2 separate regions of the Homo sapiens genome follow, and region 2 is linked to region 1. A link is a loop called in an ENCODE intact Hi-C map of the cell type or tissue named here. Cell type or tissue: heart right ventricle. All regions are shown on one strand.

Region 1 (2,500 bases):
TCCAGTGAGGGGCGTTGCAAGTTGTTTTATATTTGTTTTGGATTACTTTCAACACTTGTCCTAGAATGCTCCGAGTCTCTTGCTAATGAGTTTTCCTTTACTTAATACCAGACGCTGTGGCTCCTCCCCGCGTGAAATCTCACGTGGACTTGGGAAGAGAGAGCATCTGTCCCCATTTGACTCATTTTCAACACCAGGTCCCCGAGTGCCAGGTTGTGGCCAAATCCTGTTCCAGTGGGAGGACCCCCCTTCCCTAGGATGTGGCTGAGTCACTTGTTTGTGCAGGCTCAGGAGTCTGGGAGCCACCCCAGGGACCACAGGTGTGGAAGGAGAAGCCCGCTCCAATCACGGTTTCTGGGCGTCACCTTGGAGACAGCAGCTGAGGAGCTCAAATAGGTGTTACCGTGGAAGCTCCTGTCTCAAGGGAGCCTGAGGTTTTCTTTCCCAAGTCTGTAGACAGCCACTTGATGGAAATGATCATACCTGTGCCCATTTGCGTTGGGCTGGACCAGAGACCCTGTGCTTACAAGTCTCCGTGGCCTCTTAGCTGCCCTGGAGGGAACCTCTTGTTCTGTGACTTAAGAAACCACAAGCTCTTGTCCTGATGAGTTCTCTTATTCTTGAGAATCTGTGGTGGGCCTGGTACTTTCTAGGTGCTGGAGATACAAAGACACCACAAGGCACCCTGCCCCTAAGGAGCACACAGTCCAGCAGGGGTCTGTAGTAGACCCTGATTATGCCATCCTGTGATAACACTGGAGTTGGACCTCTAGACACACAGGAGAAGGCTGGGGGTTTTTCTAGGGGAGAGACAAGACACGCAGATGTTCCACAGGGTGGAGGGGTGTTTCAGATGGAGCAGGTGTGTGTGCAAGGCCCAGGATGTGCAGGAGTGCAAGGATGGGTGAGTGGTTGCTGCCTGGAGGCCTGGGATGGTGGCCTTGGGTCACTTCCCCTGAGTCCCAGACCAAATCTCCAGATGTTCCCAACAGCCCATCAAAGAGCAGGTACTGAAGAGGGGGCTGAGGAGCTCCTTATGTCCACTTAAGTGGAGGGACAGAGACACAGTACAAGAGAAGGGAACAGAGACAGGGACACACAAAGGCAGACACAGAATGACCCACTTGTGACCTCAGGTGGCTCCATCAGCAATCGAGAACAGGGCTGAGTCACTTGTTTGCGCAGGTTCAGGAGTCTGGGAGCCACCCCAGGGACCAGCTTCCTAGACCCCGTCCCCTGAGGAAAATTCAGGAAGGAGGAGGGAGGGGCAGGGTTATCTCCTCCCCAGGCCCATGGACTGGGTGGATCTTGTGGAATGCACTGGGCTGGAGGGAGATTGGGGGCTGGGGGTGGGGAGAAGGGCTGGAAGGCCAGGGAACCAGCCCCAGTAGACGAGAGGGAGGCTCCCTACGGGAGTGGCAGAGGACAAGAAGGATGGCGTGCATGCCTCTGGAGGGAGTGGACGCAGAGGGAGACGGAAGAGTGGAATGTGAACCTGCAGTTCTACCCCCACAAAGACAGGGGGTGCAGCTAGAGGTCCAGGTTGGGAGGGGAACATAACTGGTTCCAGACAGGTGGGAAACATAGGGGTGGGACCTGGAGCCAAATGAAACAGAAACCAGCCCAGGGATCACACCAGGGTGTCTTAAGTGTTCTGTGTGGATGAGGCCCCCAGAACCAGAGAGAAAAGGGAGGGCAGGGTGGAGAAGGGAAGATCGTGGCAGGGTGAATGGGGACCGCCTGGGGGCAGTTGAGGCAGGGTGGATCTGTGAGCCCAGGACAAGAGAGTGCTGTGAGCAGTGCAGGGGGGACTGCCACCTGCCCAGGAGCCACGAACAGCTTGAAGGCAGCCAGAAATGTAGGAAGGACGCTGTGCAGAGCTGCCATGTTAGAAAACTCAGGAGCCATGGCCGCATGTTTGGGGCTTGTTTTCTCCCTGAAGGAGAGTCAGGAGGACGTGCTCATTCCCGCTGGCCTCAGCTCCATCCTCACCATCCCAGGCGTTCTCACAGGCTCCTCTTCCCCAGTCTCCCTGGCCGGTGCTGTTGGCTTCTCAATCTTCCATCTCTTCCATCTCCACCTTCCTTGTTTCTGTCTGGGCCCCCATCTCCCAAGCTGCTGTCACTCATTCTATTCAAACTCTGTTCTTTGCCTTTACTTCAGTAAAGTCAAAATAACTTTTGTTAACATGGTGCACAAAAATGTAAAGTTCCAGCGCCAGTCTTGTGAAGGGTCAGTCCGTTGTGCAGCCTTCCCCTTCCATGCCCCGCCCCTGTGCCTTCTGTCCCCACTTGCAGGGATGGCAGCTGTGACACCAGTATGGGGGCTGGGACTCTTTCAGGGCACAGCTTTGGGAAAGCCTGTGTGGCCTGAGCAAGGCAGCTGCATCCCAGAGGATGGATGGACACTGCACCAGGAACCCCGGCATCCTGAAGCAGGCTTTCTTTTTTATTATTATTATTCATATAAATGTATGGGTACAAGTGCAGCTTTGTTACAT
Region 2 (2,500 bases), 71 kb before region 1:
GGCAAATTCATGCTGTAGTGTTTACGGTAATAACAAATCTTATACTTAAGGCATGGCACAATTATCTCATATTAATTGAGTGCCAGGTATGTTCTAGGGTCTGGACTAGATTCTGTGCACACATGACCTCATTTTACCTTCACATCAATCTGTGAGACAAGTATTATTATTCTTACTATTCCCATTTTACAGATGAGGAAACAGAGGTCCAATGTTACAAAGTATCTTTCTCCAAATGACCCTGCTGGCAGTAGTGGGATTTGGTCCGCAATCTTCTGACATGGACCAAATCCAATTGTTCTCCTTACACCACCAAGCAGGACAGATTTCTTCTTTATAGGTAGTGTTTTCCTGATAAATTCTTACATTTTGGGTTAGGGTAAACATCATTTCCTAGGGTAAAGAGGAAGAGAATAATTAATTCTCCCTAATCGTTTGCTCATAATATATCAAAGGTGGGAAATCAGCTGGGTTCCGTGGTACACATCTGTAGCCCCAGAAACTCAGAAGACAGAGGCGGGAAATTCCTTGAGACCAGGAGTTTGAGACCAGCCTGGGCAACGTGTTGAAATTCTGTCTCTTAAAAAAAAAAAAAGATTAGAGATAGGTATCCCTTCTGAAAACAACAACAACAATAACAAAAAACAGAATTTATGCCCTTGCCTGACTGGCTGCCTTATCCAATTCAACATGCTGGAACTTAAAAATATTGGCCGGGTGCAGTGGCTCACGCCTATAATCCCAACACATCGGGAGGCTGAGGCGGGTGGATCACTTGAGGCCAGGAGTTCGAGACCAGCCTGGCCAAAAGTGGTGAAACTCCCTCTCTACTAAAAATACAAAAAATTACCGGGGTGTGGTGGCAGACGCCTGTAGCCCCCGCTACTCGGGAGGCTGAGGCAGGAGAATCGCTTGAACCCAGGATGCAGAGGTTGCAGTGAGCGGAGATCGCACCACTGCACTCCAGCCTGGGTGACAGAGCAAGACTCCATCTCAAAAAAAGAAAAAGGGGGGGATACTGGATCATGAGCAAATGTCCACTGATGCTATCAGCACGGCGATGGAGACTGGCCCATGGATGGGGGCAAGCCGCTTTGTGGGCTCTTGAGCTAGGAAGTCACAGTTTCTCTTGTGCCCCTTTGAGAAATATTTAGCACCTTTGTATTCAGCCAACCAAGTGGCTCTCAGTCCATAGAAAGACGTCTAGAAGTTAACTGTGAGAATTCCTTACCCATGAGCTCAGGTGAGGGAAGGGTGCGGTCTGAAAACATTGTGCAATATGATGACTTAGACTCCAAAAATATCCTCATTTGACACTGGATGACCAGGAAGGCTGGAGAGCAGGCTGTAATTATATGATTGTACAACTCTGACCCCTGCCAGGCAGTGAGTTCAAGGCATGGAGCAGACCATATTTGCTGTTCATCTGCAAGGCCCGGCATGAAGGAGGTGCTGAGTAGAGGGTTACCGAGTGGACACATCTCACTCTCATCTTTCCTCAGTGCTAGTCCATCCACCGGCTCATGCCACTTGGCCTTCCTGGCAGCCCCTCAACTCTGGAGAGCTGGCCCACTTTCTTTTCTGTAGCTTCTGTTATGATGATAAAAACTGGTGTATTGAAGGAACTGGCTTAAAGTGTGATTGTCCCTCCCTCGCTGATGTCCCAAGACACACGACTGGGAGGCCAGCCCTCCCCACTTCCTCCAGAGCCCTGCCCTCACACCTCCAGTAAGTGCCTCCTCCTTTAAATCTCTGTTTAGCATTTTGTTCCAAATTCCCCTGCATTTATGGAGACCTTCTGGAACATAAGCCCTTTCTCTGAACCTTACTGGCCTTGCCTTCTAGTCCTTTCTTGCCTCAGACCTCGGTCACGTGGCTTTTCTCTCCAGGAACTTTGTAGTCACCCCTCACCATGGCTCCCTCCTCTCCCACCTGGCCAGCTCCACCGGTCTGAGCTGCCTCGGGGCCAGGGTGCAGCCTGCATGGTTTTCAGGATTTTCCCGTCGGTGACATGGAGCTAGGTGCTGCAAGGGGAACACAGGCCGTGGATGGACTAGCAAGGGAGATTTGGCATTGTTTCTGGAACCTGCCCAAGTCCTCAGAACTGTGGCCGCTTTCAGTGGATCTAGAACCAATAAGACAGGGCTCCTCCCTCCTGCAGTTCCTTCCCTTGCTCCCGGGAGTGGGGCTCAGTGATGGTCCCCATCACAGCCCTCCCGTTCTAGGCCCATGTTGACCCCTTTCTCCATGAAGCCTTCACTCTCTGTGTGTGTCTACAGCAATGGGCAGTGCCATCCTCGGGCACTTCCCCCATCTATGCCAGTTTACCTGGAGGAGAGGCCATGCCCTGAGGCCTGGGTAGATTTAAGTGATAGAGAACATCCCCCCTTCTTGCGTCCTCGTAATATCCTCCTCACATCAGCCCCCAGCCAGACACGGGTGTGGCACCTGTGGCTCTGGGAAATAAGGGCCCCTCCCAGCCATCTGGATCCATCCGGAG

The links. A loop is a pair of places that touch in the nucleus more often than their neighbours do. Peaks named below come from ENCODE experiments on the same cell type or tissue, not always from the same donor. Only the 100,000 strongest peaks of a DNase experiment are listed, where the experiment ranks them.
Region 2: a loop joins it to region 1, with 2.8 times the contacts of the local background. A loop is called at or near these places in 39 of 110 quality-filtered maps.

The regions. Positions count from the first base shown.
Region 1 is chr3:127,745,649-127,748,148 of GRCh38, reverse strand. The region is part of intron 3 of MGLL (monoglyceride lipase); the gene reads left to right. LOC107986127 (a long non-coding RNA gene) reads left to right here. Exons shown (of 2, transcript XR_001740893.2): 1 at 1-1,489. Among named protein-coding and RNA genes, the nearest start is that of ABTB1, 74 kb to the right of the region's middle. RefSeq lists enhancers at 1,018-1,127, 985-1,496. In heart right ventricle, a CTCF peak has its summit at 1,496; DNase peaks (open chromatin) are centred at 208 and 1,240; H3K27ac peaks cover 2,500 bases.
Region 2 is chr3:127,816,474-127,818,973 of GRCh38, reverse strand. All of the region lies in intron 2 of MGLL (monoglyceride lipase), which reads left to right. Among named protein-coding and RNA genes, the nearest start is that of MGLL, 4.8 kb to the left of the region's middle. RefSeq lists an enhancer at 428-1,627. In heart right ventricle, no CTCF peak of the experiment used is centred here; a DNase peak (open chromatin) is centred at 1,485; H3K4me3 peaks cover 2,500 bases; H3K27ac peaks cover 2,500 bases.